Linked DNA regions of Homo sapiens: regions 1, 2 and 3 are each linked to region 4. A link is a loop called in an ENCODE intact Hi-C map of the cell type or tissue named here. Cell type or tissue: natural killer cell. All regions are shown on one strand.

The links. A loop is a pair of places that touch in the nucleus more often than their neighbours do. Peaks named below come from ENCODE experiments on the same cell type or tissue, not always from the same donor. Only the 100,000 strongest peaks of a DNase experiment are listed, where the experiment ranks them.
Region 1: it touches region 4 in a loop (2.9-fold over the local background); 33 of 110 quality-filtered maps call a loop at or near these places.
Region 2: it touches region 4 in a loop (3-fold over the local background); 71 of 110 quality-filtered maps call a loop at or near these places.
Region 3: it touches region 4 in a loop (4-fold over the local background); 63 of 110 quality-filtered maps call a loop at or near these places.

What each region holds. Positions count from the first base shown.
Region 1 is chr6:90,076,584-90,084,583 of GRCh38, reverse strand. All of the region lies in intron 5 of BACH2 (BACH transcriptional regulator 2), which reads left to right. Among named protein-coding and RNA genes, the nearest start is that of GJA10, 190 kb to the right of the region's middle. In natural killer cell, no CTCF peak of the experiment used is centred here; DNase peaks (open chromatin) are centred at 493, 3,253, 3,563, 5,443 and 4 weaker places; H3K4me3 peaks cover 2,813 bases; H3K27ac peaks cover 3,432 bases.
Region 2 is chr6:89,949,310-89,957,309 of GRCh38, reverse strand. BACH2 (BACH transcriptional regulator 2) reads left to right here. Exons shown (of 9, transcript NM_021813.4): 7 at 5,448-7,040. Among named protein-coding and RNA genes, the nearest start is that of GJA10, 59 kb to the right of the region's middle. In natural killer cell, no CTCF peak of the experiment used is centred here; DNase peaks (open chromatin) are centred at 2,469, 4,329, 4,829 and 4,919; H3K27ac peaks cover 1,553 bases.
Region 3 is chr6:90,475,734-90,483,733 of GRCh38, reverse strand. No RefSeq gene overlaps it. Among named protein-coding and RNA genes, the nearest start is that of MAP3K7, 110 kb to the left of the region's middle. RefSeq lists a silencer at 4,137-4,246. In natural killer cell, CTCF peaks have their summits at 4,012, 4,211 (motif pointing right) and 6,927; DNase peaks (open chromatin) are centred at 4,253 and 7,043.
Region 4 is chr6:90,393,996-90,401,995 of GRCh38, reverse strand. No RefSeq gene overlaps it. Among named protein-coding and RNA genes, the nearest start is that of MIR4464, 85 kb to the right of the region's middle. In natural killer cell, no CTCF peak of the experiment used is centred here; DNase peaks (open chromatin) are centred at 3,455 and 3,895; H3K27ac peaks cover 2,019 bases.

The DNA of each region.
Region 1 (8,000 bases), 320 kb after region 4:
TCAGTTGCTATGGGGAGCCGCTGAGATACCAAAAAAAAAAAAAAACTGGAATTAAAGATTTTTGTAGAGGAGAAAATTCAGGTCAGCAAGTCTAAGGGAGAGGAAAGTAAGGGCTTATTCATCTTTGACATCCACCCTAAGCTTGAGTTGAAAGGGCATGGATATGGAATCTAATCAAAATAAATTCCCCCCCCATGAGTTCATAGACCAGAATTTTTAGATAGACACACTGACACATTTTCCACAGAGAAGAGCATCAAACCAGCAGTCACCGAGACAAAATGACATAAAGTAGAGAAGACCAACAAAGACAGACCCTAGTGGGATCTCCTTGTGTCCTTGTCTCATCATTCGCAGGAATCAGATGTGCCTGGTTCCAGACATTGAATTTGTGTTTACTGACGGTTTTGCTACCTGGAACCCAACTAGCCAGAACCCTGAATTAGCTAACCTTCATACTTCCCCACCCCCTCCCCTTCCCTCCCACACACCCCACCCTACCGCACACACCACACTTCCCTTTTTCAGCGATGAAGAAAACAAGATAGCTTTGGTTTTGAGTAAAGGTGGGGTGTAAACCCTGGAGGATACTTGTAGCTGATGACATTGACCTGCTGAATCATTGAGAATGGTTAGATGTTTTATAAAGAGGAAAAGAAACTGCTTTGGAAAAACTTCAACAAAAAGCATTTTGTAGTTGTCAATTAACCAGAAAATCAAAATAATAAAAAATATTCTTGTCCTCAAATAGTCTAATTAACTGAGGTTTTAGTATACCTATTTCCATGCTTTAATAATAATCTAAAAATTTTGACTGAGGACAGAACAATATACCATTCATTTTTATCCTTCTCGAGAAACTGCAAGTTTTGGCTTTTACCACCTTTCCAGTGCCAGAGGTTAAATGTTGAATGTTCTGTTTATGTTAAGCACTCTAAAAGTTGTGATATTACTGGTTTTAAAACTAATATATGAAATCATTTTATGAACCTATGTATTTAGCTCCTATAGTCATTGGGAACCAACGGCATACTTTTGAAGCCAATTCTGTTTCTTTTTAAAAAATAAAAAGAACCTATGATATGATTATTTGTAATATTCCATTTCAGATTCAGATTATGTTCTGCTCAAGAGATCATCAAAATTAATTTTCATTCTCTGCTAATGGTACAGAGAGGAGTGATGTTACCAGCATGGTTGTAAACATTAATATATAAATCAAAAATTTCAAAAGATAATTCTCTGAGTCGTGAGTCTCCAAATAATCTATGTTTTATTATAAAGCTGCCTGCCCAGTGACATCAGTTGTAGTACAAATTGTTTATCAATTTATTCTAATAGTTTCCAATCTGTTGATTTTTAAGAAATGGTTTGTGTGCTCTTTTTTGGATGCACCTGTCACTAGTGAAATGATGCCTCTCTGTGAGCCCAGATTTAACCCAGGGCATTGCAGCATGTTTTTCCAAGGATGTCCCATTAGCTAGATCTTGTAAGAGTGTGTGCCTGCAGCCTTGTGGCAGCTGGAAGTTGCACAGACTGTGCGTCATGAGGAGGAAAAGCACTTCTGCTCTTCTGCCCCAGAACAGTATTTACAAAGCTTTGCAGGATAGCAAGATTTTTAGAGTCCTTGCGGTGCTTAATTAGAAGCTATAATCTGTTATTTCTAGCATGTTTTTCCTGTATTCTGTGCCTTACTTGTCATCAGTTCAGTTCAGATTAGTATGCTGGGTCCTTGATTTCTTGACAGAAAGTGTCAGAAACTTATTGATGAAGTGTTCTTGATTTCTAGACAGAACCACAATCAGAAAATAATTGTTTCCTTTTATCTGAACAGAAGTAGCTTTGTTTTCCTTATTATCAAAGTGATACATGTATTCTACATAATTTATAAAATAGCAGAAAATTGAATAAAGGTAGAGATAAATTACCTATAATCTGGCTGCCCAAATATAACCTACCTGTTAACTCATACTTTTATGTATTTTTCCAGACTTTTTTCAAGAAACTAATTAACTAATTCCAAATTTACAAGCAGTGCTCTAGACTGATTACATCCTACAAGCTGGTGGCACTTAGGAATGATGCCTTTAAGTGTCATCTTATAGGACAGTGATCTCCTTGTTACTTTTTTTTTCTTCCTTCTAATTATATTAATCAGCTCTTATAAGAACAGATAGCTGTGTGGACTCACTAGTATCTTTATCAGGTGGAAATTCCTGTCAACCAGTATTTTCATTTCTACCTTCTGTCAGTCAAAATGATAGTGAGTGGCCCTGTAAGATCCTAGTGGGCCTCTGGAATCATAAAGGAAGATTCAGTTATGTACAAGATGGCTTTGGTGTTAGGTCAACTGATTGTGTTCTGATTATTTAGAAATTAGTAATCACTGTACTATAAGGCAATTTGGCAGAAATGGGAAAGGTTGAGTTAGCCAGATCTTCCCATTCCGCATTCACAATCCAAACAATATGAACTCCAATCAAATTCTGATTTTATAATTTTGGTAACAAAATTTCATTCAAATATATGCCTTCTTGTGCTGTGAACAGAGTTTTCCTTTAACTTTGCATCCTTTATCCCCCTTTAAAGATGCATCTCTTCCGATTGCTGTGGTGTGATTTTATAGCTCCTTGAGTTGTGCTGGTATCTCTGTGCTTCCCTTTGGAGAGTACTAGGCCTTCAGGTTAGGATGAATCCTAACACTTGGCCAAGGTTAGGAAGGGCTTTGAGCACTGAAAGAAAACCAAGGTAAAATTTAAGGAATTGTTAGAAGATTCATCTGAGAAATGTAGAATTGTAATCCACAAACTTTATGTCCGTAGAATAGGAAGTATTTAGTAAGCAGCTAGCTGCTAGAAGGGATTTTGTTTGTTTAAAAAAAAAAGAAAAAGTCTGTCTTTGACATTGGTTATATCTAGGTTTTATCATCCCGTGTAAAGGATTCTTAAGTTCCTTGAAAGCAGTGACTTTGAGAGCATCCCTTCATGTCCTCTGTGTCCTTGTATGTAATAGGAACTCAGTGTATATTGGATTAATATTTCTGTGGCTCTTCAGTGACAGATGAATGAATGTGCTCAATTCAGGTAACTACATTTGACCTTTTTCCTACAGCAATTGAAGGGTGTTTGGGTAGCATCTGCGATTGTGTTGAATGCCCTGGTTGGTTACGGGTGTGGGGAAGTGGTATACAGTACTTTGATCCTCCTTTGGAGAAGGAGATGCTAATGTGGATAATGAGAATTTGGTTCTTTATCTTTAGTTTCGATTTGGCCGCCTTCCTTCACTGAGTCACAGTGCTCACTTGTTTAGTGATGGGCATGTCATTTAAGCCTGAGACTGTCCCTCAGACTGTTTATGACATTGGATCTGAATTTCCCATTAGATGAACAGCCAGCATTTGTCATATAAATTCAAGAACACACTAAAAGTTTGTTGGCTTTGTAGTTGACATTGAGATTAACTTTCTCTAACCTAAACCAGTGAAAACTAAAATGCTCCTCACCACATAAAAGTTTTGCTTTCGCTGCGTTCAGACCCCTCCTACCTTGTCACAGCACAGTCATTTGGAGTCTGATTTGGGGGCGGTGTGGTTGTCTCAGTGGCGTATGACCCACTTTGTGTAATACTTAATTGCCTGTGTTTTTACAACACAAGTCAGAAGTTCTGGCGATAGTGGACTATCACCCAAAAAAGATTTTCTGAGACATCTCATCAGAGCTGCTCGAGTACCGCGCATGAAGACGGTGTTAGCTCTGCAGGGCATGTGCTAACTACCAGACGATGAAAGAACATTTCCTCTAGTTTCTGGATAATGAGCAGGCACACAGGTAAAGATGCCTTTCTCAGGGTTGACGCCTTTTGTTTCCTAATGATTCTGATGATTTTGTTGAACTAGACTTTTAAATATTAATTGTTACCTGCATATGTTTGCTGTTGTGGTTTGCAGAGGGCTCAGAGGAACAAGCATTTTAATTGGTATCCTGGGACTGTAATAACTTTTTATTAAAAGTCTGGAAAGATAGTAATCAAAAATAGACTCTCATCTCTATCTTCTCTGTGCCCCTGGCAAATATCCTCTTCATCAATTTTGTTTTTATTATTTGCCGTCAAGATGGTTATCTCTAAATATCAGATGCTTCAATCCACAGTGATAACCATGTGTGAATTAATGCTTGATAAGCTTCAGGTTATCAGGTGGAGAAGTGTGGTTAAGGCATACAGAAAGAAAAAATGCACAGAAGGAAAGGGATAGCAAGGGGATACTGTGCCTTGGTAAGCGTGGTGCCACCGCAGACTAAAAGCAGATATAAGTCAAGTGCTACTGACTTAAGTTTGGCAAAATCACTCCTCACAGCCCGCTCTGTTTTAGAAATGTTTATATTTCTGATATCACTTTTGTTAATTTGAAGAACTTTTAAAATACCATCATTGTTTCAAAACAAAATGTGGAAGGTGTGGATCACCTTCCTGAATTTACAGAAAAGTTTTTGGGTACATTTCTTTGCGGAAGATTGGCTGAGATGTGGTTCACGGCAGGGTGGTGCCCGTGCCTTGCGGATCACGTTGTCTGTACACTGACTGACATACCAACTTAGAGTCTTTGAAAATGCCCATTGGTAAGTCAACATTGTTTTCCCTGAAAGTCCTGAGACAGAAAAAAAAAAAAAATGAAAGTACAAACACTAACTGGAAAAAATGTCACACATTTTAGCCACTTTGCATCCCTTGTTAGGACAAACCCTGGTCTGGGTTTTTTTACATTTTGAAGTTGTGTGGTAGGTGGGGCAGTGTGGGTGGCCCAGAAAAAGTAGCGGTTAGAATAAGATTTTCCATTTATTGCCCTTTGTGCATGGCTAAAAATAAGAGTCATACAAATCAGAATATGTAGTGCAAGCAAAATCACTCTGTTAATTCTGATGACTGGTTTGCCCACATCTTTGCATCTGTCTGGTAAGTGGTATATTGGGAAATAATTTGTCTCTGTTTAAATAGCAAAAGGCAACCAAGTTTTTGCGTTGTGTGTCTACACATGATAGTTTATCAGCACTTTTCTCTTCCGAAGGAAGAAAGATCCAACTCATACATAAACAAATTGTGTTGATGGAAGGAAGAAAGAAGCGTGAAACCCTTGAATCTTTTTTAAAAAGGAATTGCCTTATTTGAAATGCAGTTTTACAACATCCATCTTCTTGGCTTATTGTTAGAAAGTTATTTCTTGTAAACTCATAGCACAGCAAGGAAAGGATATCTTAATGGTGTTGCCCTAGAGATTGGAAAACTTTTTGTGTGTTTGGTTGGAGGAGGGAGAAGGGACAAGGATGAGCACACGCCTGCCCTGTAGTATCTTCTGTAGACACAGATGTTGGAGGGACAGTTAACCAAGTAAAAACTCCCCTGCATCTGGCTGCTGAGTCGAATGCAACCACAGTAAGTGATAACGTGTCCGTTTGTGGCTAGAAGAAACACCAAAGAGAGGCGGCGCCAGCATTCACAGGGAAATTTGTGCCTTCGCAATCCCATTGATGGTGCTGTCCCATTCCACTGACTGAGTGGTTGTGGCATTTCCAAAGAATGAGAATGTCTGCAAGTGTTCTGAGCCTTTCAGTCTGATGAGCTTTGTAAAATGGATGAGTCAAGAGGGCAGTTCCAGAAGATTCTGAAAAATGAAGACTGCAAATCACATTTTTCTTTGGCATCCCCAACTGTGGCAGACAGTGTGGCACAGTGGTTACAATGAGTTGAGAGCTTTAGGAGGAAAAAAAGACTCCGGATCAAATCTTAGCTTAGCTACTTGTTGACCTTGATCTGTTAACCTCTCCTAGGCCTGGGTGTCTTTATTTGAAAATGGGAACAGAAGTAGTACTGCCTGCCTGAATGAGAGGGTGGTTGTGGGGATTCAGTGAGATGACGTACATAAAGCACAAAGCCAGCACTCCACAAAATGATGTTGGTGTTATCGTCATTTGTGCAGTTGCATCATAAAATGTGTTGGAGAATTTGAGAGCATTTGGGAGTTCTCCTCTATTCTTGGAGTACAAATTTTGGAATTAAATGGACAAAAGATCAGCCTCTGGTTCAGTGTTTCAGAAGAATACAGGCATTTATAGAGTGGTTTGCTTCTTCTTAGGTTACTAATGCCAACTGGGGGATTGTTGTTTTTTTTATTTTGCTGTTAAGTTAGCACAATGTAAGCCTCTCTTTCCTTTTAAGATTAGTGCTGTGTTGAGCATATTCAGTAATTTTTACCTTCTCCCTGTTTTTTATTTAAACATGGATGTTCAGTTCTAACATCTGTGCATGTTAATTGTAGTACCTGCTGGTGTACGTTATGAAAGAGAGTGCTAATGTTGTAATCAAGTAAGGCTAAAAAAATATTTCAGGTGGAAATGGGCAAAACTTCAGGAGCAATAGCTTCCATGGTGGTGTAATTCCCCACAGAAAATATTGCATCTGTTATAATTCTGGTTACTGAACAATCTGACAGATTGACCAGATGCTGACAGGTAGAAAACAATTGCTGTTGCTTTTATTTTTATTTTTTATGCTTTGCAAGTTATTTTCTGTTTAATACAATGTATACCTGTCCTTCTAGAGTCCTTTTCCACCCACCAAAGTTTTGCATTATAAAGTGTATTGTGTATTTCACAGTACAAAGTCATAATTGTGGACATAACTTTTTTGTTAGCCTTCAGGATTAGATGCTGAGACTTCAAATCAGTCTCCCTTTAACCTCCTCCAGGACTTTCCTAGAATGCTGTTTCTTCATTTATCAAAGTTAAAGAGAAGTTATGACTGTATCTTAACTTTGCCTCACCTGAGACCTGACAAGAAGTGATGAATTAAACCTATAAGCTAAGGAATTAAAATACAGGACAGATATAAAACAGTGGTGGCTTAGTTTTCTTAATTGTTGTATTTTGCTGGGTTGTTTTTCAATCCTCTTCAAATTTTCCTTTTCTTAGTCTGTCCTACCATCCCTGTCCCAGATACAACTTGTGACTTATAATTTATATATTAGTATTCTCATCAGATTTTTGGTTTTTGTGTTAGGAACCATCAGTCTGGAATAAAGACATTTCTCAGGTCAACTCTGCCAGGGAAATCTGTCTTGTATTAAAATGATACCCGCTTCTCCAGTGTCTCCAGACAATGCTGCTTTCTCCACTTTTCTCTGTTAACGAAATGGAAGAATGCTTTTCAGGCCGAGCAAATCATTCTAGGTGACTTTCAAAGTTCCTGGCATTGCAGATACAGCTTCTGTTCCCTGTACACACTCATATATTCCCCATTATCTTCGCCGTCCCTCTTGCCCTTTGCCATAGACCGAAGTTTCTGTAAAAATAATAGGTGAGAGAAGGTGATAAATTAGACTCTGGCTGTGATTCCCTCCCACGCTTTCATAAGGAATGACAGATTCTGAAATGCATCCTGTGGATACACTGTGTGCTCCTTCCTGCAAAACTGCCAGTTTTAACTTATCCTTCATGTGCAGTTTGAGGGTACTGGCCAGGCGGGGCTCATTATTCCTTTGGTTGAATAGTGTAAAGTATTTGCAATGGAGATTTTCTCTAATGATGTATTTTAAGTGCATGTCCGCATTGCTGGTTTAATGCACTCAGTCACAGAATGCTTTAAAGTTTATTGCTAATGGATGAATCCTCCGGAAAACGGGAATTTTCAACAAGATTGACATTTGGAGTGTGAAATATAAATCTAATGAGAGTATTTTAACCCAGGTTTGTAATTAGGGCTGAGTGGAGTGAATGTGTACGTGCACACCAGAGAAGGGCACGGAGGAAGGTGAAATTGCATGCTCTCCTCTGAATGAGGGATGAAGGCGGATGGATCAGTGTCAGGCCACGACACGGTGGAGTATAAATGATACTGTCACCAAGTACTGCACAGGGTACCGAGGGAATTCCACTCTAGTAAATTACATTACTTAGACAGACCTGAAGGCATTGTGTCGGAACAAGCAAAGGGAAAGGGGGCTGTTGGCA
Region 2 (8,000 bases), 440 kb after region 4:
CTTTGGAAGAAGAATGTGATAATGTGGATATGAATTATAGAAAATTAAGATGAGGAGTGATGCCTGATCACTAAGTCAGTTTTCATCCTGCAGAGTGGGTTGCAGTGCAGTAAGAGAGTGGGAAGGGAGAGTTAATTGTCACCAGCATTGCTTTCATCATTTGACAAGTGCCTTGCTGTGCAAATACAACCCAGAGGGGTTGTCAGTGGTCTAGCGTTTTAAAAAGCCCTTGGGCAGGGGTTCATTACCTTTATCTTCCTGGTTCCTGCAGTGTGTAAGAGATTCAGCTTCATCAGGAAAGTGTACATGGTGTTGCTGAAGATGTAAGTTTCCCTTTTTTGTGAAGTTGTGATTAAGGGACCTTGAGAAGCGTGCCAGCCCTCTCCCAGGGAGCAGTCACCTGTCCTCCGGATTCATCTGATCAGCCTTCTGCAGATGGGCTCAATGCTACAGCCATGTGTATATACTGCCAAAACCAACTGGAGACACCTTAGTCATGTAGCTTATATAGAGAATGATGTTCCAAGTCTCAAAAATCCTCAAACCCTATTTTCAATAAATGCCTGAAGGCTGACTGCCTCATCCCTATCATAGTCCAGAGATGGAACTGTTGTAAGTATCCTCATAAACTCTGTCCTGCAGCAAAATGGATGTCTCATGAAACACTGAGCTCCCCAAAACACTGAGCTCCCCAAAACACTGAGCTCCCCAGCTTTGCAAACAGTGCCCAAACTTTCTCTACAAATTGAGTTTTCATCAGCCCATCTTCCTTTCAGCAGAGAGATGATATGTTAGAATCCAATGTAATGAAGGATTAAGGGTCATAGTTACAGTGGGTCAAATTTCAACACATTGTCAGCATGTTGACTTGCACCATCGGACACGGTACCCTGGCCTTATTTCTTTCAGGGTTGAACCAACTATGTGCCAACTGCTAGCTGAGGTCATCACCTCCTAGGAAGCAGTCTGTGGGAGGTTGGAGGGTTAACTTTCTGCCTTCTCCGAGGTCTCGCCCCCACATGGCACACTGTATTCTGGCCCCAATGTGTGATCCCATCTCATCTGTATCAGAATGAGTATTGCACAGTATGAGACCAGGTAGTTACATATTTAAGTGCAATGAAAAAATGTTCTTCGAAATGAGGCATTCAAAATATTTTCATTCAAAATGCAAGACTGTTATCCCAAGTTGTCCCTAACACCATATTTTGCATTTGTTTCTCATACCTTGAGGCCACTGCTGACCAGTGGATTTTAGTCTAGATGGGTCTGCTTAGAGCAGAGGGATGCAACTCCATTAACATCAGTGAGTTGGAACTATTCTTCTATTTATAGCCACTTCATTCCATTTTAACTTTATGATCATTACTTTTTAAAATACCATTTTATGAGTTGTTAGTTTTGCGTGTAATTCTCCACCTCCCACCCCCCTCTTATTTTTTCCCATTATTAGAGCCTTATTTGTTAAGAACAAAAAGTAAGTAACAATGCAGACTTGTGGTCACAGTTTCATGAACATACAGCTTTTCACTGGTACCTGAATATTTGCCTTCTGAGTATAATGAATGAATTTAAATGGTCCCTAAAAATGGGTAGACAGTGCCACCTTCTCAAGATGGAGGCTAAGCCAGTATTTAGAAAGCCTCTGCCTGTTGTAACACTTGCTGGCAGGTGTGATGGGCACTTGCTTTCTGTTTTGTGTATCTGGAGCGATTACCACTGCCGAAAGTAGACCAGAGATGGGTTCCTGGGAGGGACCCTTGTGACAGTTCCGAAAGTAGCCATCGTATCAAAGCAACCCTTGACCTAGAGCAGACACTCAAGGCGTGCTGATAAAAGTGTTCAAGGGGCCCCCTTGCTAGTCCCCTCAGCCTCAGTAGTCTCCTATCCTGAACTTGTCTGGATTTCTCAGTTGACAACTACTCATATAATCTTGCAATGGCTTTTCCATTGTTGACTTGCTTACATTGTTACTTAGTTAACTTTTCATCATTTGTACCTCTTCTACAAAGCTAAATCTTAGATCTCTTGAGCACAGGCCTGAGTCCTACACATATCCTTCCCTCACACCACTAGCACAGAAGAAGAAACAGACTGGACTTGGTTTGGAATCCTAGCTCTCCACTGACTAGCACTGACCATGGATAAACTCCTTCACCTCCCTGCTTCATAGTTTCCTTATCTACAGAATAAGGGCAGTCATGCCTGCCTTGCAGGGTGTTACAAGAGCACAGTGCTGGGCACTAGGAGATACTTGGTAAATGGTCATTCTGGCTCACCAAACAAAGCCTCACACACAGAAGCTGAGCAAAATCTTGCAGACTTAAATATGACAAAGCAGGACTGAAACCAGAATGGGAGAAGAGCTAGTTATGAGCTCTTGAACTTTCATGGTGAGGACACCATTTCCTCTGCCCTTGGGCTTAAGTGACAGTTTACAAACCAGATTTTTTATCTATGACTCTTTCATGACCATATGACGATCATTTCAAGCTCAGGAAGTTTCCTAAGCCTCAGTGATCTAAGGAGTGCCATTGATTTGTGATGTGGAGACTTTGCTCATTCACCTCCTTGGTCCAATTCATACATTTAAGCATCAGCTCGTCCCTGAGCGGAGATGCTTTCTCCAGCTCCTTGCAGCCATGTGGCAGAGGGTGACTCCCAGTACTGCTTCCTGATCTACAGATCCCCATGGATGTCCCTGGCTTCTTTAGAAATTTTCTTTACAAGAGGCCACAGTGGAAGATAGTGGTAAGACTTACTTAGACCTACAGCATCAAAAAAAAAAAAAATGGTGATAAGGATGGGAGTATGAGAAAAACTGTGTGAACACTCTGGGGACTGTTGTGGGGTGGGGGGAGGGGGGAGGGATAGCATTAGGAGATATACCTAATGCTAAATGACTAGTTAATGGGTGCAGCACACCAGCATGACACATGTGTACATATGTAACCTGCACATTATGCACATGTACCCTAAAACTTAAAGCATAATAATAATAAAAAAAAAAAGAAAAACTGTGTGAACAGTATAAATAGCATTGAAATTAGTTTCCTACATTTCCCATATAGTGAGCACCTTTGCCAAAACTCAAGAAGTGTCTTATCCACCCTTTTGGCAACTGGCACATTACAGAGGAGCATAGGATCATTACGAGGGCAGGGGTCAACTCTGCATTGATTTCACCATTTCTTTCTTTGTGGTGGAGCCATGTGGCAGTAAAGGAATAGGTCATGTGACATTCTTGTCATCTTCTTCAGTTACCTATAAATACACATTTCCTTGCTTTTTTACTTTCTTTTAAAGATTCTTGGAAGAAAAGGACATAAAACAGATGTATTGTCAGTACTACATTTGCTGAACCTATTACCATGTCAGCTTAGCAGGATACAAAAGTGTCGGTCAGACCTCCTTTTTAATACTGGTACTGTGACACGGGGCAAACAAAGACCCTTGCCTGCCTGCCTTTGATCAGTTGATCGGTTCAGTTAGTTGGTTTACATGATGCCTTGCTCCAAAAGTAACTTGAGACAACACTCTCTAAACATACTGTGTTGTCACCTTGCATACACAGTAGTAGTATGTTAGGACACAGTTTGACTCATGACATATTTGGTAACATACAAGCTTTTAACAAGTATTTACCATGTGAGAGACCCCAGGTTAGATTAGATGCAAGGTTACAAAGACAGACAAAACCATTCCTGATCTGAAGGAGCTTGCTGTCTTATGGTAGAAACAGGCACAATTAGGTATAATAAAAGGGAGATGGCACTGATTGCCCATATAGAATTTATAATGTGGGTCTAGCAGTCATGGCTTTTTGTTTTGTTTTTTTAACCAAATATCTCTGGACTCATCATCTGACAGAAAAATTTAATGTGGAATCTTACTTGAGTACTTTAAAAAGATTAACAATTAAAATCCCGTTCAGTTACATGTCTAAGAAATTTCCGTTACTGGAAAGAATGCAATGATATGAAATCAGTGCTGCCCTGGAGAATCCAGCACGTCTCCTCATCTGGCTATGAGAGCTGAGAGGACAATGTCATTCATTCTCTCTAAGAGGACTGGAGAGCACTCCCAAAGGAGTGAATGTCCAGGTTGAATCTTGAACATCAATTACAGGTCCTTGCAAGAATTTTGGCTCTGTATGCTGCGGTGAGTTTAATACACACAGAAGTCAGCTACAAAGTTTACCAGTTCACCTTGCTGTGCACTCACTCCCCCCGCTAAAATTTTGTATCACTGCTACCATAGCCTCTAGCAAGGACCCCATGATTGCTGCTTTCATTTGATTTGTACAGGATTTGTAGACATGCGTCACCTTCCTGTGTGGTCAGCAGTGCTTGCAAGAACCTAGAGGATGTGTGGTTTTATGTGCAGGGTAAGGAAGCTTACCCTGATGAACACCAGCAAGTTTAATCCATTTCCATCTGAAAAAACAATTGGCCTTAGGCAACATATTCTTAATTGTCTAAGTCATTGTGTGTGAGCAGGCATGCGTGTGGGCACACACGTGTTTGTGTGCATATGCAAGCTGTGCATAAATAGCACACTTTCAATCTTTGTAAAATATAACAGATAAGCAGCAAATGACAGTAGGCTTAGCCCCTGAAGATTTACCAGGAAAAAAAGACAGCTGCATGGCAAAGCTGCTGCTAATAATTAGGGAAGGAATAGCCCATACCCTGTGCCACTCAGCAGCTTCAACCATTTAAATGAGAGCCGGTTTGTTTAACTCTGCAACCCCCATTCATTATGGGCCAGGGGTTGATTTCATCTTGAGCACACCACTTTTGATTGTTGTCATCTCTGGTGAGATAATGAGATCATCATCATCATAAGATCAGGTAGACATGATGACCGAAAGTCTCAAGTAGAAACTGTGATGGATGAGCAAAACAGGAGTTGTTTTAATGTCTCTTTTAACATTGTAAGTGAGGAAAACCTATTTTTACAACTCCCTGGAGTTAGTTTTTTGCAGGGTCACATTGCCATTTTTGTGGTTGACAAGAAAACGTTAAGGCTCTCTTGGGCTCCAGCAAGCTGCAAGAAGTGTCACAACACTCCCCCCTCGTGTAGAATGGCTCTCAACAGGACTGATTGGGAGGGAAATTAATAGGCTCCCCATTGTCACCGTGCATTTTTGCCAGGATATTTCATTAGTGTAAACACTGAACCCGTTGTCATCTTGTTTAGCCACTTGACCCTGGTGATTTTCAATTCTGCCTGTGCTGTGATGGAGTACAACAGTGGCATGCACGAGACAGGCACTAATTATTGGAAGCAGAATCATTGCTGACCCAGTACTACAAGATTAACTGCCCCTTTGCAGTCTTTATTCTGGGACATTAGCACTGTCTGGTTATCTTGCTTCAGTTGAGGGATTCGGGACAATAGCAGTGCTGATGGTAATGTTGGCGATTTCCCTGTTTGTTTTGCAGGTCACAGCCAGGGGCTTTGGGCCGCTGTTACAGTTTGCCTACACTGCCAAGCTGTTACTCAGCAGAGAAAACATCCGCGAGGTCATCCGCTGTGCTGAGTTCCTGCGCATGCACAACCTGGAGGACTCCTGCTTCAGCTTCCTGCAGACCCAGCTCCTGAACAGTGAGGATGGCCTGTTTGTGTGCCGGAAGGATGCTGCGTGCCAGCGCCCACACGAGGACTGCGAGAACTCTGCAGGAGAGGAGGAGGATGAAGAGGAGGAGACGATGGATTCAGAGACGGCCAAGATGGCTTGCCCCAGGGACCAGATGCTTCCAGAGCCCATCAGCTTTGAGGCCGCCGCCATCCCCGTAGCAGAGAAGGAAGAAGCCCTGCTGCCCGAGCCTGACGTGCCCACAGACACCAAGGAGAGCTCAGAAAAGGACGCGTTAACGCAGTACCCCAGATACAAGAAATACCAGCTTGCATGTACCAAGAATGTCTATAATGCATCATCACACAGTACCTCAGGTTTTGCAAGCACATTCCGGGAAGATAACTCTAGCAACAGCCTCAAGCCGGGGCTTGCCAGGGGGCAGATTAAAAGTGAGCCGCCCAGTGAAGAGAATGAGGAAGAGAGCATCACGCTCTGCCTGTCTGGAGATGAGCCTGACGCCAAGGACAGAGCGGGGGATGTCGAGATGGACCGGAAACAGCCCAGCCCTGCCCCTACCCCCACGGCCCCAGCTGGGGCCGCCTGCCTGGAGAGATCCAGGAGCGTGGCCTCGCCCTCCTGCTTAAGGTCTCTGTTCAGCATAACGAAAAGTGTGGAGCTGTCTGGCCTGCCCAGTACATCTCAGCAGCACTTTGCCAGGAGTCCAGCCTGCCCTTTTGACAAGGGGATCACTCAGGGTGACCTTAAAACTGACTACACCCCTTTCACAGGGAATTATGGACAGCCCCACGTGGGCCAGAAGGAGGTGTCCAACTTCACCATGGGGTCGCCCCTCAGGGGGCCTGGGTTGGAGGCTCTCTGTAAACAGGAGGGAGAGCTGGACCGGAGGAGCGTGATCTTCTCCTCCAGCGCTTGTGACCAAGTGAGCACCTCGGTGCATTCTTATTCTGGGGTGAGCAGTTTGGACAAAGACCTCTCTGAGCCGGTGCCAAAGGGTCTGTGGGTGGGAGCCGGCCAGTCCCTCCCCAGCTCGCAGGCCTACTCCCACGGTGGGCTGATGGCCGACCACTTGCCAGGAAGGATGCGGCCCAACACCAGCTGCCCGGTACCAATCAAAGTCTGCCCTCGCTCACCCCCCTTGGAGACCAGGACCAGGACTTCCAGCTCCTGCTCTTCCTATTCCTACGCGGAGGACGGGAGCGGGGGCTCACCCTGCAGCCTCCCTCTCTGTGAGTTCTCCTCCTCGCCCTGTTCCCAGGGAGCCAGATTCCTTGCCACAGAACATCAGGAACCAGGCCTGATGGGAGATGGAATGTACAACCAAGTGCGGCCCCAAATTAAATGTGAGCAGTCTTATGGAACCAACTCCAGTGACGAATCCGGATCGTTCTCGGAAGCAGACAGTGAGTCGTGTCCTGTGCAGGACAGGGGCCAGGAGGTAGGGAACCCACATAAATTCAAGCATGTGACCCACTCTCTAGGCCCTTTATCTGGACTACTCCCTGCCCCCCACCACTCCCACATTGTTCTTACGTGCTAAGATTAAAGATGACAGTAGAGAGACTGCCTTCCCCATCCACAGAGGCAGGATGCTGAAGGTGATTCCACATTAACCACTTCTGTCCTAGAAAAGCACTTGATATTTGATCTGGATCTCAATACTCGACAAGCAGAGGCAAGCTGCTGAGTAAAAATATACTGAAGTCTAATGCATGAAGTACACTGAGGCACTCCAGACCCCCCTCTTTCTCCTCCCTCTCTCCCCCTCCTACACCTGCTTTGAAAGGATGCCATGTTCATCACCCTCATCCTTGCCCTTCACCCGTTCAGCGTAAAGGAAGATATAGAATCTCTTTCCAGATTGATTGATTGAAACCAAATAGATCAACACTCTCCCAGCACCTTTTAGATTTTCCTTGTCAACAGAAGACCCCAGGGCCATCCCATGTCCATCACAGTGAAGGTGATGGAAGCCTCACCGTTTATCCCGGTCCTGGGGTCATCACAGAAGCACCCTAGTCAGCCACACATAATGTATAATGGATCATTTCCCAAGCTCCCTCAAATGCTAGGAAGACATTTTGAGAAGTAGTGGGGTAGAGTAGCAGTTTCATCCACCCTGAAAGCAATGTACTTGCTAGGAAAAATGTCCAGAGGCTCCATGTGTGTCTTACCATTGCTGGAAGAGGGGAACAGGGGCAACAGCAGCCACATCGTGAGCAAGACTCACAAGACTAAGGAGAGGAAAGAAGAGGCCCCTGCAGAGGACCCACCTCCCCAATAACATGAACATTCCCTAGAAAGACCTGAGAGAGTCTGTGTCGTGACCTGGCGTTCACTGCACTGTCTTGCTGATTGACAAGGTACCAGCTTGAGACTGCTACCTGTGTCTCAGACC
Region 3 (8,000 bases), 82 kb before region 4:
AGATCTAATCCACTCGCTCCCCGCCCTGCCCCCCAGTCGTGATGGCACAGCAACTGAGATGAACCATAGGGATCCACTGCCCTCAACTCCGTGGCCAATGGTGCAGAGGCTGCTAGAAGACTGTCCAAATCCTCCCTGCACCCGAGGCACAGGGTCCCATCCAGCAGGAGTCCAGCCAGGCCCTCAGGGCTGGCAGAGAGCTGACTAGTATGTAACTAAGTCCACGGACCCAGAATTGGAGGGTGAAAGTGGGGAGGAAGGAGGTAGAAATTGTGGGATGGGGCTGGTGCTTGCCCAGATATCTCCTATGATAGGAGCTAAGAAAGATACTAAGGGACATAAAAAGGATGGAAGAGCTTGGGCAAGGGCCCAGGCAGAGCCTCTGAGTCATGGCATCAAGCAATGATTATGTGCCAGGGACTGTTTGCATGCATCACATAGATGTCACATTTCATCTCCACACAACATCCTTGCAAAACAGATTTTAAATCCCTGCTAACAGATGAGAAACTTGAAGTGCAGAGCAGTTCAGCAAATCACTCAATCTCAGCTGGCACACAGTGGAGCCCAGCTCACACCCAGGTCTGCACAATCTGAAAGCCCAGGTCTTTCAAGTACCCCCCACCCCCACTGTGCACTATCTTCATAAAGATGGATGAGACGGGACGTTATGCCCTAGGGGAGGGTCTTTAGATATCTGAATCTGAAAGCAAGTGATATCGGTGGTGACTGAAAGAGGTGCTAGGCCAAGAGAAAGCAGGTCAAGAGAAGGTGACATCTAAAGAAGACCTGAGTATCTGGAACTGGACCACCTTTGGACAAAGTGGCCTGGGCCTTCCTGGTCCTGAAGGGGATTTGCCTTCATGTGAGCCAGCCAGGGATTCATGGTGCCTCATAGTCTTGGCATGCACTGGTTGGTGGGCATCTTGGCAGAAATGGAATATTTACCTGAGATAAAAGAAGATAGATGTATTAGTTCATTATCACACTGCTATAAAGACATACCCAAGACTGGGTAATTTATAAAGGAAAAAGGTTTAATTGACTCATAGTTCCGCATGGCTGGGGAGGCCTCAGGAAACTTACAATCATAGTGGAAGGTGAGAGAGAAGCAAAGTCACATCTTACATGGTGGCAGGCAAGAGAGACAGCAAATGAGTGAAAGGGGAAGAGCCTCTTATGAAATCATCAGATCTCGTGAGAACTCACTCACTATCACCAGCGAGGCCCATGGGGAAACTGTCCCCATAATCCAATCACTCCCCACCAGGTTTCTCCCTAAACATGTGGTGATCCTATGGGGATTACAATTCAAGGTGAGATTTGGGTGGGGACACAGAGCCAAACCATATCAACAGAGAACTAAATGGGAAAGACCATCACATGACAAGGTGTCTAGAACATAGTAAGCAATCAACACTTGGTAGCTGCTATTTACTATTATTGTTGTTGTGGTGGTTGTTGTTGATGATGATGAGGCTCAAGACATGCTACCGCAATACATAGCACCTCAGCATTTAAGAAAACAGAAGCAGGAAGGTCTCTTTGACCTTTTCCTGCCATTCTCCCCTGAAGCAGGCCATGAAAGAATTCTCTGACCTTCCTCTGAAGTAGGTCCGAAGGCCCTCATTCCATGAGTGAGGAAAAGATATTACCTTCCCTTCCTCACATTGTTGTTGTGGGATGCTATTTCTGCACATGCTTAACAACCAGTCAGCAGTATGCTAGGAACATTCTCAGGCATAATTGTATATAAAATATTTCTGAAAATCCAAAGTCTGAGTAAGTCCAGCGAGGTGGCCAAACAAACCAGCCAAAGCCGCATAACTTATTATGAAGGCACATTCACCCCATGGTGTTTTACATCACTTTTATTTAGGTATCAGGATGATGTTAACAGGTGGTCAGTCACTGCTTATCCCTACTTGTCCCTCCTTACTGAGTTCTGATAGTTTAAAAATTGTGTTTCTAGATGGAGGGAGCCTCCCTGCCGAAAGAGTCTCCGCCTGGAATTGAAAGACCCACTCTGCTCCTCACTGATGTGCTCTCAGTCTCCTCATCTGTAAAATGGAGACAATCAAATCACACCTGTGCTGCCCACCTCAGGATCATTGCTGCGAGGACCGAGCAAGATGACGCGTGTGAAAGAGGGGCAAAACTGCCAAGTCCTCCACACATAGAAGTCATGCGGACTCTGCAGACGTCTCGCCATTCTATTCTAATTTGGGAGCTAATTCTTTATTAAAATTTTATTTTTATACCCTCCGTGTTTCCTCTAAATGCCTCAGATCCTCTGAGGAACCAGCTGGCATTTACTTCCATGTGTACCTCCATGAAAGCTTACATGGAACTTAAATGAAAAATTACATGCATATATCATTCATATGTAGATATACGTATGTATACACACACATAATTTTTACATACACATAAAATTTCTTCTCTGTACTAAATTTAAAGGACTACTCGTTAAAGCGGGTGAGACATTTGTACAATCAGTTTAAAAGATTTTTATTTAAAAACGGAAATTGCCCAAAGCAGACAACAGGAAATCATTCCTCACTGCAACTCAGATGGAGGAAGCCATCTAATTCTTGGGAATTTAGACACTCCTGTAGTAACGTAGCACAAAAATGGGCCTGGCTCAATCTGCTCTTCACATTTTGGTAATTTAAAAGGACATAACGGCATTTTATTTCAATGGTAATTGCAAACTCATGCAGAAAATGTAAATGCACATTTCATGATTAGCTTGCAGCATAAACTATGGCTTCTATTAATGTATTCCAATTTGTAATTCTTTTCACAGTATGAGATTTGAAAGCTGTGATTAAAATTAATTAGGTTAAGTAAAGTTTATCCCCCCTGAGCACTGCTATTGGGAACAAGCAAGAGGAAAACGCGAGCTACATCTGGCTCTGCAGGAAGCTGTGTCTTCACAAGAAGTCGGCTGACTTCTTTTCTCCCCACAGAGGTTGCATGCTGCTTATTTGGCATATCTCAACCACCATGTATCTCCTCAAGGAGCTAATTGAACCATTAAACTATTCTTTGCTGGCTCACAAAACCACATAGGCTGTGACTACATCATCTTCAAATAAGGACAGTAGGTGGATCCATCAATTGTTTAAATACAGTAAATCTTGGAGGGAAAAACACATACACCTAGTAAACCTGAGGTAGTGGTGGTTACCCCAAATCCAGTACCATAATTGCTATAGAAGAGGTGCCAAATGAGGGAACAATCATAAAGACAGTAACTAACACCAGTACAGGCCTCTCTGCTTTACACATAACTGTCTCAAACATTACCTCACTGGATCGCCTTAGCAATCCTGACAAGTTCTTATTATATAGTCCCATTTTACAGATGAAGGTGCTGATGTTAAGTGAGGAGCCCAGAATCAAAGGGCACTGGAGAGTAGACCAAGGTCTTTGGAGTTCCTGTCCTATGCTCCTTTGCGCTCACACACCACACTGGAGAAGTTTAAAATTCCCTAACAGTAGGTTTACAGACTATTGACCCTTAGGATCTTGAACCTATCACTTCAACACAACACCCAAATTTTGTGTATCAAGACCTTGGCACATTTTGGGGTAGAGCTGGTGTAACTGTTGCTATGTCAAGGAGAAAAGCACCCACAGAGAACAGGCCCATGTAAGCGTTGTTTGATATTCTTGGGGCAGTTGATTCAAGGGAAAAACCCACATTCCGAAACCAAAGGGTCTCCATAGATAAAGACTACTTCCCTGAAATTCAGAAATTAAAAAGAAATGCAAAGAACGTGTGCTTAGAAGCCAGAGAACATGGGGCCAGGGAAGCAGCATGTTAGAAAGAGGAGAACAAGTGGCTCCACATTTCAACCTCCCAGCCATTTACTGAGAGGTACACTTGGGGAATTAACTTCCATTTTTTTTCCTAGAGAAAACAGAAGGTTTAAGCCACTTCCTCCAAGTTATATTGGGAGTTGTCACTCAAAGGAGCCTTCGAACTCCTAGGCTGGTGCTCTTCACTCTATTTTGACTCTCACAAACTTTTCAGTGCTTTGTGGGGGGAATGATGAAATTAAATTAGGAAATTAGCATGCCAAGTTTTCAATAAAATATTCATCTTACTAAATTTTCATGAGGAAGATGCTAGTGCTTAGTGATTGACTGCACAGCTCGGACTACGGGATCCAGGACCCTTCCCAAAGCGAGCCGTACTTTTTTAAACCACTAGATGGCAGTACAAGCACAGCCTTCCAAGGACCCCTTAACGTTGCCTGCTCACAGCAGTGACGGGAGAGTTTTCCTACCCAGGCAGGGTGAGTCACCGCACAGCTCCAGGGTGTGGTGTCACTGTCAGTGTGTTTGGTAATCTGGAGTTTTCTCTGTGCTCTCCAGCCTCACCAGAGGCTGTGTAGTTTTGCTGGGGAGATACCTACTATGGGATCTTGAATATAGTCAATGAGAGAAGAGCTTAACTGGACTCCCCACTGTTTAAATACCAAGTCATTTCCATCCTTATGAATAAGCAGGGCCACTCGGATCCAGAAGGCGACACTCCAGATCTCCTCAACTACAGAAGCAACTCCCCAGGCTGCAAACACTCCAATCCCTTCCGCGTTGTGACCACCTGTAGAGTACGAGCTGTTAAAACGAAACCAGAGACTCAGAGGTAGGGATTTACTGGCAGCAAATTTCTTCCAAAACATGATGTTTAGCACGCATCTCAAAGCATCTTTTAGGATCATCCAGCCTGCTTGCCTCTAGAAAGGAGCACCCTGCACCAATGTTATTAATATTAGTTAATGCACATTGAACACACAGTAAGTGCTACATTATATACTTTATGTAGATTACCTCATTTAATCTCACAATGGCTATGAGAGGTAGGTGTTACGAATGGCCCTATTTTCAAACAAGAAGGCTGAATATTAGAAAGGTGAAGTGACTTGCCCAAGCCCCAGAATTTGAAATCAGGGCTCTCTAATTGAAAGTTAGAATTTGACTCGTGATATTAGTGTTTAGCACATTGTTTAACAGGGCATAGCATCTCACTTCTCCCATCTCTGCCACAGAAGGTTGCACACCCATGTTCTGGTTCAGAATTCTTTGGTGAGGTCAAGCAAGATGGCAGGAGGGAGAGCCTGAGCTGACCCTCCCTACCAGCCTGGGACCTGAATGCAGTTCCTACAGGCCTGGTTCAGCGGAGGTTCAGCTCAACAGCCCCATCCCTAGGGCCAAGGAGGCTTAGCAATCATCAGTTTTGTTCCTGACAAACAGAAGGCTGAGATGGCCCAGATGAAGCGGGGGGAGGGGTGGCTCAGCAACACACCCAGTACATATGCAGCGATTCCTGTGTGCTTGCCTCATCTTAGTGAGTGTCCTAGTCCATTTCGGCTGCTATAACAAAATACCTGAGACTGGGTAATTTATAAAGAAAAGGAATTTATTTCTCCCAGTTCTGGAGGTTAGGAAGTCCAAGATCAAGGTGCTGGCAGGTTCAGTGTCTGATGAAGGCTCATTCCTTCCTCATAGATGAGGCCATCTAGGTGTTGTCACCTGGTGGAAGAGCAACAGAGGAGTCTAAGCTGGCTCCTTCCAACCCTCTTACAAGGCACTAAACCCTTCATGAGGGTGGAGCCCTCACTACTTAAACACTTCCCAAAGGCCCCACCTCTTAAGACAATGCAGTGCAGATTAAGTTTCAACACATGAATTTGGGGGACATTCAGACTATAGCATGAGTTTTATCAAATGTCAACCCCTGTTTCTTCTTTGTGTCTCTGGATTGAAACTTTACTTAGCTCTTAGATTCATTTTGAAGATAACATAGTGCAAGATCGATTATCTTAATTCCACTCATGGAAACACAACCTGGAATTATAAATCTTCCTCTAGGTTTATTTCCCAAATGCTTGTTCATGATGATTCTTTCACTGGTCTGCATCAAAATGAGCACAAAAGAACAATGTGGTAAGTTTTTCATAAAGCTACTTTGAGATTTACAAGATAATTTCTTGTTTTGAGATTCTGTCCTTCCTATTTCTTCATGACTAAAATGTTTCTCTTAGGGAGGAATGGAAGTTGATTTATATCTAATGATGTCCCCTGGCAAGATAAAAACTTGGCAAGCCAATGGCTCTCTCCTGTTTTCGTTTTCTTTTTCTTTTTTTAAGGCAGGGTGTCATTTCGTTGCCCAAGCTGGAATGCCCAGAGTCTTGTTTTGTTGCCCACGCAGTGTGATCACGGCTCACTGCAGCCACAACCTCCAGGCTCAATCAATCCTCCCACCTCAGCCTCCCAAGAAGCTGGGCCTACAGGTGTGTGCCACCACACCTGGCTAATTTTTTCTTTTTTGTAGAGATGGGGTCTCACTATGACTGGTCTCGAATTGTACTCAAGCAATTATTCCACTTTAACCTCCCAAAGTGCTGGTATTACAGGCACTGGGCCTTCTTTTCCTTTTTAAAAAATTTTACAGATCAGAATCTGGGAATCGCAGCTCTGGGCAGTATTCAAACTTCGTTCACCTGAGCACCTAAGAGGTGTTTTATATACTGTCATCTAGTGGTCATCCTAGCTCACCCTCGCCAACTCTTCCCTTTGAGAACACAAATGGTAGGACTATGGAGCCCCGACGTGTGTGTGTGTGTGTGTGTGTGTGTGTGTGTGTGTGTGTGTGTACATTAAGATGCTGACAGCAGAGATGTGTTAGCGTAAAAAAATGCAGGTTTTGAAGATTGCGTAGAAATATTCAGAGTGAACAAACCTCTGGCACCAGACTCATGTGGGCCGAATTGAAAGCAGGTGCGTGGGATTAGCACTCTATTTTTTCCAACACACCTAGAGGGCAGTAGCACAGAGACATTCATGCTCAGGAGTGTTATCAGCTAATAGGACATGAAAAGTTCTAGAGGAAAAGCCTTCAAAACTGCAACCAAATATGTTCACAATTGAACAACAGAAAATACCCCTTCAAACGCTCAGAAGACCCGTCAACCTTTCAAAAATGGGTAAGTATATATTTCTTCAAGAGCCTGGCACCCTAGAGGCAGGAGGGGGGTGGTGCGGGTTTGCAAGTGTCAGGCAGTCCTTGCCTTTTGAGTATCCTCCATGTACACATGGCCTGTCCACTAGTGCTCCCACGTCCACCTCTGTCCTGCCCTCCAAGGCTGCTGCAGTCTCTGCAGCTGTCTCCCCTCGGTCTCCCATTGACATCCTCCTCCCAGCCAGCCGCTCCCCGTCCAGACAAAGGGGACTCCATTTCTCACTGTTAACTTTTTTTTTTTAGGTGGAGTCTCGTTCTGTCGCCCAGGCTGGTGTGCAGTGGCGTGATCTCAGCTCACTGCAACCTCTGCCTCCCAGCTTCAAGCAATTCTCCTGCCTCAGCCTCCTGAGTAGCTGGGATTACAGGCACCTGCCACCACACCCAGCTAATTTTTGTATTTTTAGTAAAGATAGGGTTTTGCCCCGTTGGCCAGGCTTGTCTTGAACTCCTGGCCTCAAGTGATCCAACCACCTCAGCCTCCCAAAGTGCTGGGATTACAGGCGTGAGCCACCACCCCCAGCCCACTTCTGACTGTTTAATAACAAAGCAGAGAGATGGCAAAAAGCCCCAAGGCTGGGGTATACAGGAAACTGGTGGTTGGCTCTTTAGAAGGCCTGCATGTGGACAGCCCTTCTGAAACCCAGAAGACCACATATAAAAGGAATTTCAACCATGTGGTGTTCTGTAATTCACCTGAGTCATCTTCAATTGAAACACAGAGAAGCAGTTTTTGGACCTTGGTGCACAAGCAGGCAGCATATAACTTGCTAGCAGTTATGTTCTGAAATGCCAAGTGTATTGCTACTATTTGAAATTTGAAACACATTCACACTTAAAACCAGTGAATGACAGTGCTTAGGTTCCCAGGCTAGCTCAGGAAATCCCTTTAAGCTTTTCTGTATTTCTGAACTTTGGTTCTGACCTCCTTCCAGCCACCTGAGCTTTCCCTATGCTGGGCAGAGGG
Region 4 (8,000 bases):
ATTATTCCTAAGCCCTGCTCCTCACGCACTGGTTGCCCTCCATTGAGGAATTGGCTGGTGGCCTAGCCCAGAGAAGCGGGGTTACTTACTAGTCAAATCTGATGCTGAAAAGGTGTCCTGTTTTATACTTTCTGATCAGAGGATTTCCACTTGTCCTTCAGTCGCAGCTCTCCTGAGAGGGACAGTCCTCAATGAGGATGGTGAGTGTCGGGGCAGTCCGGCGGGCCTCCCCGAAGACTCCAGCCCGGGGAGGTTAGCTTCCTCGCAACGGACCGCTGACTCCCACCAAAAGTCCAGCGAGGATAGCATTGAAATCAACAACCGAAACAATGCAGTTGGCTTGAGGATTCATTTTCTTTATTTAAAAAAATATTTTCAGCTGGGCGCGATGGCTCACGTCTGTAATCCCAGGACTTTGGGAGGCCGAGGCGGGTGGATCACGAGGTCAAGAGATCAAGACCATCCTGGCCAACATGGTGAAACCCCATCTCTACCAAAAATACAAAAATTAGCCAGGCATGCTGACATGTGCCTGTAGTCCCAGCTACTCAGGAGGCTGAGGCAGGAGAATCGCTTGAACCCAGGAGACGGAGATTGCAGTGAGCCTAGATTGTGCCACTGCACTCCAGCCGGGTGACAGAGGGAGACTCCGTCTCAAAACAAACAAACAAATGTTTTCCCCTATGTTATTTTAGGAATCAAGCAACATGGGAGGTGTTGAAGAGACAGCACAATCGGGCAGGGAGGAGGGTTGAAGAGCAGACAGGCTCGCTGGGAGAGCAGAGGACAGGGACGGGGAGAAAGGGTAGGAGGGAGAGGGCATCTGAGTGGAGACGATCAGAGGTCAACTGCTGTCCTCAAGCCCTTTTTCAAAGTCATCCCAGCTCTTTGAACGGCTCATTTGCTATGTAACAGCTGTTGATGTTTCTTTAAAAATGAATCTGAGGGTGTGTGGCTGGGCAGCAGGCACCCGCATCAAGAGGAGGACAAACAAGGTTCCTGGGCTGAGGATCCCACCCTGGGCAAAGCCTGTAGTGCAGAGAAGTGGTGGGAAACTTAGGGCTCAAAGAGGCAAACCTACGGGGAGCTGGCCATTTGCACCCACCCTTCCGATCCTAGTCAAAAGAGGGAGCAAGCTGAGGAAAAGTTAGAACTAGGCTTCTTTAAAGTAACAGATTAAGCACTATTTAATTTCTGGTCTAGAGCTCAAAGGAGTTAAACCAGGTGACTGCCACCAGATTTTCTTGATTCTGTGTTTGTTCCATAAGAAGCTATAGGTTCGATCCTGTGCAAGTTCTAGAACCTTCTGGAACCTGCAGAACCTATATGGGCAGTTGAAGTGAGTGGAGAAAGCAGGAATCTCAAGATACCTCAATCTAAAGACACCACTCCTTCCTCTCTCTTCACTGCCCTCACAAAAGCAGGTCCTCCACGCCACTGCTGCCTTCCCAGACCTCTGCACTCACACTAATGAAGCCATTTCTTTCTTGACTTCACTGTGCTCTTGGCCCAGTGACAGTGATCAGAAATAATCAGGCGCGATCAAGCCCATGCTACCCTGGACAGGGGGTAATATTTCCATCGAGGGCCTCCCTAGTGGCTTTCCCTCTCTGAGCAGCGGGGACATGGAGTGGCTGTCAAAACACCAAGGCAGGCCCAGGAAAGATGCTCATCTCCGGGGAGGAGAAGAGGTGACAGCCAGCGTGTCTTCAGCCAGGAAGGGGGATGATAGCACAGGGCAGTCCGCAGGGGCATGGCGGGCTGAGAAATCTTCCTGTGGCTGTGGAAATCTTGATAAGGTGGCAAGCGTGTTGTGCAGCGGTATCCTGAGGGCTGCCCGTCCTCCCACGCACCCATGGTGGGCAGGCAAGCTGCACGCTGTCATCGCCTAAGTCAGCAGCATTGGGCACACTTAATTACGGGGGAAGCAGAATCCAATTGCACTTTCTGTGCCAGCTCCTGACTTCACTTGCATCGTCATTTATTTTCCCTTTTTCATACCTCAGTGGAATAAATCTGAAAGATGTTTAGAGCTAAATTTTCACCAGCAGGTCTTCAGAAATGAATACAGGGATGAGGAATTTCATTCATTTATCCTTGCATTGGCTAAGCAAACATTTAATGAGTGCCTGTTGTATCCAGGTACTGTGCTTGGTGGTAGAGGGATTCTCAGATTTGTTTTCTAAGGTGAAAGAATTGGGATTTGGAGTCACTGATATTTTCCATGCTCATCACAAGGGAGAGGGGAGCTATAATATGTGGACATCATAATGAGATAAACTGGAAGTAATCAGCCTAGAAGACACTGTCTGGTTCCTGGAAGGTGAAGATTGAGATGCAGGTTCATAGGTGGGAAGCTCTGCCTTAGATCTGGGCTTTTGCGTTATTTCCATTAATGAGGCATAAGGTGGAAAGGTGGTGCCTCGCATCTGGGTCTGACAATCTTCTCAAATGCCCTAGAAGAAAGTCTTCCCTCCTATGGCCATTTCTCTTTCTCTTTTCTTTTGTTTGGAGAGCTTGTCAGAAAGAAGATTATACAGAGAAATACTGTTGATCATTGGGTCTCCTATGTCATGAAGGTAAATGATTGAGGATTTATTTTCCCTGCAGTTAGGAACCCCAAGCCAAGTCTGTAGGAGTCCTTTAAAGGATAGGGATTCAGACCCAAGTTTGTGTTTCTCCTAATGATACAAGATTGTTTTGAAAACTGACTGAAATGGATATTCCCGAACTCTTTGTCCTCCTTGCTAGAAAAGTCTACGTCTTCTTTGGCTGGTAAGACTAGGAAAGCAGCTCTCGTAGAGAGTTTGCAGATCATGAAATAACACAGCTACAGGGCTTTTCCAACTGGAGCCTAGAGGTTCCTGAGGTTCAGGGGCTTCTGGAAACATATACTTCCGACCTCTCTCCTGCTTCGCTTAACCAGAGAAGGTTCATGCTTAATATTCTTATATATATTAGTTTTCCTTTCTTAAGAGATCGCATCTAAAGAAAGGGTTTCTATACTGAGAGCTAGAGAGGAGAGAAAGAAGGAAGGTAGGAAGGCAGGAAGGCAGGAAGGAAAGAAGGAAGGTCCAAATCACATATTTAACAGAGGAGGAGACCAAGGCCCAGGAAGGCACAAGACTTACCAGGCTCATACAGCTTCCCAGAGCTAGCACTGGAGTGCAGGTGGACATCCTGCAGGGAACTTCCTGGATGCCAAGGCCTTTGAGTACTTTCACATATTTTTAGAGGGCATTTAATATGCTGAGTGTTATTTACTTTTAATTTAGCAAGTTCCAAAATGAACTTCTGTTGGGCCTCTACTGCTTTTGCTCTCTTCAATAGATTGTTGAGGGACAAAGCTCTATCTAAATGTCCCTATCTAACTGAAGAGAAAGACAATCCTGTTATGTTGAAGCTTAGAGGCTGTGATGAGCACCGCTTGTCACGCCCTTGTGGTGTCCTTGTTTGGAGAGGGGTGTTTGTAGAAGCAAGAGCATGAGAGAGGCAGTACAGTTTGCACTGATACAAACCCCCCTCCTCCACAATATATTAGAAGAAGAGAACCTCTGTGATGGGAGAGGAGGCAGAAGCTTGGACTAAGCCAACATCTATAATGAGAATGTCTCATTGAAACAAACTCTTTCCTTTTCAACACTACCTTGGTAGTCAACTTTTCCGTTGTTGCCCAGCTTTATCTTCCTGTCAGCATAAAAAATACCATCATAAGGTGAAATGTGTATGATATTCCCATAAATGCATACTGTCAGGAAGTTTCACTGCCATAAACTTGCCCTATCATTCCTCCCATTTCCTCCAGCTCTGTGCTTATATTCTGGTGCCTGGCAACCCTGTGCCTGCTGCAGTCACACACACAGGGGCAGGCAAGAGGTGAGAGCCTTGGGGAATCCCCTGCAAAAGGGCAGATCTGCCAAGGGCCGTTATCAGATGAGGGTGAGGGGTGTGAGGTGACTCAGACACTGTGAAAAGGCATTATTCATCTAGAACCCTACTTTCCTTTATGGTTCAGAAAACGTGCTCTTGAAATGCTATGTCTAAACAAAGTTCTGCAAATCAGGTCCTGTGTTACGTGGGTTGGAGAATCTTGCTACTCAAATGATTTCCTACAAAGCACCCTCTATCTACGAGACTTCATCCATTTGTTTGTTTATTTGTCCACTCAACAAATACATATTTATTCGGGACTTTGAGCAGGGCACTGGCTCAGGCATTGGGAATATGGGGGAAAATAAGATATGTCCCTGGGCTTATGAGCTTCAGATCATTACACAACTACTACAAGAGAGAAATCCAGAGGTTCTCATTGATCTTTTGCAAAATTGGATCTTCAAATGTAATTGCTTACAGCAGATTAGTAACTAAATAGAATTAGGTCCCTGGGTCAGCTTCCTCTCCTTCCTAGGCTCCTGTCAGCTGATTCTTCCAGAGCAGAATCTCCCACCTCTTCCTTCCAAAGTTGTAGTTTTAGTTTTACTTTGATCCAAGTTTTCTGTTGCTGCCTATTTGAAGTACAATGTGATCTGTTGAGCTTGGATCACAAACACATCTGGGAAAATTACTCTTTGAAGAAACAGCAGGAGATAAGAGCACCTAGTTTGAGCGAAAAGATCATTAGCAACGTCTCATTAACAAATATGTCTCTGCCTGTTTAGGGTCAGGTATCTAAAATCAGGTAGACAGAGCAATTAGCAGGAGGGAGGAGGAAAGATCAAACACTGAGGTTGATCCAACTGCTACTGCTGTTGCTGTCTGATCTCTCAGCAGCAGAAACAAACCCCAGGGCTGGATAAGATACCATGCCTGGAGGAGACCAAACAAACACTTGGTGCAAGTTGATTATATCAGATCCCGTCCACCTAGGACAAGAGCTGGGGCAGTAATTTGTCCTTATTAAGATTGATATACGTTCTGGGCCTGGATTTTACCTCCCCTGCCCACCATGCCTGGGCCAGGCCCACCATCTGAGTGCTCTCAGAGCTTCTGACTTGTTCACATCACTCATAACATTGCTTCAGACCCAGGGACCCACTCTATGGCAAGGGAGTGCAACAGTGGCTATACCTGCAGGACCCATTGTACTTTTTATATGCTGCACAAGCTGGAGGCTGCCAGCTTGAGAGTATCCAAAAACCCCCAAAAAGGCCCAGTCATCTTTCCAGATACACAGTATACTTTAGATACTTTGAACAGATGGGAAGAGTGGGTCATTTCATCATTACTTCCACTGACTGAGTTAGGGAATTCATGCTTCCTATTCCTGAAACTTTAGGCACAATCACCAGAGGCAATCGGAGCCTGACAAAAACATGGCCACCAGAAGTTCAGATCCTCAGAGGTAAATTTCAGGGTTATTCCACCAGGCAAGCAACCTAGACCAGAAAGCTGCCTTCTGCAAAGATGAATATTAGCCATGGCCTCAGGGCAACATCAAGGATGGCAGCTTGTGCCACCAGCCCACAAGCACCCCTCCTGTAAAGTTTTCCTTTTAAGAAACTGAGAGGAAAACTAAGTGAGAGTGGGGTGAGCCACCATCACCTTCTTGCAGAATCAGGGATGGGTCAGCGTGAATCTAACAGGGCACATGAGTGCATTTAGGCAGTGGAAGGAGTAGACTGCAGCAGAGGCTATCAGTGCCTTGTCCATATGCCCTCAGCGCTCACTGCTTCTGTGCACAACCACAGCCTCTGCAAACACCTGCTGCTAAGTACGTCAGCTGGACTTAGGATAATGCTTGGCCTATGCACAGGGAAGCCAGAGGTGCTGGGAAATTGATGCACCCAGGAACAGGCCTCAAGTGTAGCAAATGGTATAACTGGATAAGGGACCTGGAGAGCATTAACAGGGAAAGCTAAGTTGCCTAGTGCTCGGGAAAGGCCTCTCTGAGACCTGAAGGATGAGTAGGAGTCAGTCAGACAAAGAGCTGGAAGAAGAGTGTGAATAGGAAGACAGGTAAGATGAAGTCATGGCACACACAAGGAAAGGGCAGGAGAGTGGAGTGGGACACAGAGCAGCAAGAGGGACAGGCAGATCCCATAAAGGGTCTTGGGATTCTTGTCTCGGAATCTCAATTTTATGCTCCAACTTATGTGTTGGGAGATCACTGTGCCTGGATTATGAAGAATGGTTTTGAGGGAACAAGACTGGAGACAGGGAGACCAGCATGCCCACTTAGCATTTGGAGATATATGTCTGATGTGCAGAGGATATCACATGACCAGTGATACAGTAATTAAACCCACTGTAGAGGGAATGAGATATTCCAAAGGGAAGCCTTAAAAACAGCCCAGGCCTGAGCCCTGATGGACACAAACATTGAAGAAAAAGATAGAGGCAGAGGGGATGACAAAGAAGATCAAAGAAGAATAGCCAGAGAGGTAGATGAAAAACTAGAATAGAAAGGCACCTAGGGAGCCCTGGGGAAGAGAGTATTTGTAGAAGGCAGGCATGGTCAGCAGTATCAAATGCTGTTGAGAGGATAAGCAAGAGAAGTCTCATCCACTGCTCTTGGCAGAGCAAAATAACACAATCTTTTGGGAAAACAATTAGCCATGCACATCAGGAATCATAATCCAACTCCTGGAAATTTATTCAGAGGAAATACTGAGATTTAAGTGGAGAAAGAGATCTGTTTTTATAACCATGATGACATTATTTATAGTGGTTTTTAAAAACTTGATGGTAAAAACTTTTAATGCCTCTATAGATAATTTACTAAGTAAATTAAGACATATATCTAATGAAATATTTTGCAACCATTAAAATTGTAATTATGGCTACCATGAAGTAACATTAAAATGCATGTAAAATAACATCAAATTAAAAAATGCAAGAATCTACATAAAGAGTAAACATCCACATGGATAAAGATTGGAAGAACATGGAAAATGTAAATACTTCATATATAAGAGAGGTGGAATTGTTAATTTTAAAAATTATTCTCAGTATTTACTGTTATACTACTTACAGATAATAAATTACAATCTAGAGAAAAGAACACAGTGTAGCAACTTTATAATCAGTAGAAAAACCTAGTACAATGCCAAACAACTTGATGTCTTGTTATGATGAGAGAAAAAAAACCATAAAATTTGCCTCCTATACATAAAAATGGGAACACTGGACACTCAGGACTACCAGAGGTGGGAGGTAGGGAGGGAGACCCCGGTTGAAAAACAACATATCAGGTACTATACTCACTACATGGGTGATGGGATCATTCGTACATCAAACCTCAGAAACACACAATTTACCCAGTAAAAAACCTGCACGTATACCCCCTGAACCCAAAATAAAAGTTGAAAAAAAATTTGCCACCTATAACATGATTTTTTTGCAAGTATCTACTGCTTTCTGGACCAAAGAGCCTCAACCAACTTAACATATACTCAGTGATCATCTAAAGAGAATAAACGTCCAAATAGCCCTTAATGTGAAAACTGTTTACACTTAGAAGCTAATGAAAATAAAAGGAAATTAAGTTAAATGCAGCATAATAGTCACTGGAAATATGGGCTTCTCAAAATCATTGATTCTATGCACCCTCCCACCAGTGGGGAAAGGAGAAAGAGAACTAACATATTTGAGTACCAACCTGTGCTAAGAATGATGCTAGTCACTCACATCCATAGCTCATGCCAACCCAGGAAGCATGAGGACCTGCAGCAGCATCAGTAACATTCTCCAGGCAACAAGCATCAGAGTCTTGGAGTCTGGTCCTGCTTTATTCTCCGTTTCTCATGAAGAATTTCAGTGACCGTCTGCACAAGGGAAGCAAGTTAGACCCAACCTAGTGAAGTGATGGCTTTGTTTCATCAACTTACCTACATTTCCAAGTCAGAATTGGATAGTCACTTCTTTCTTTTATATTTAAACACTTCCTTTCTCTCATCTCAGATTCTTCATCATAGCCCTGAAATTCACTTATGCGGGAGCCTACAGCTGAATCTCTGTTGTGTAATGGTCCTTTATTCTAGTATTTAATCTTTTCATCTCAC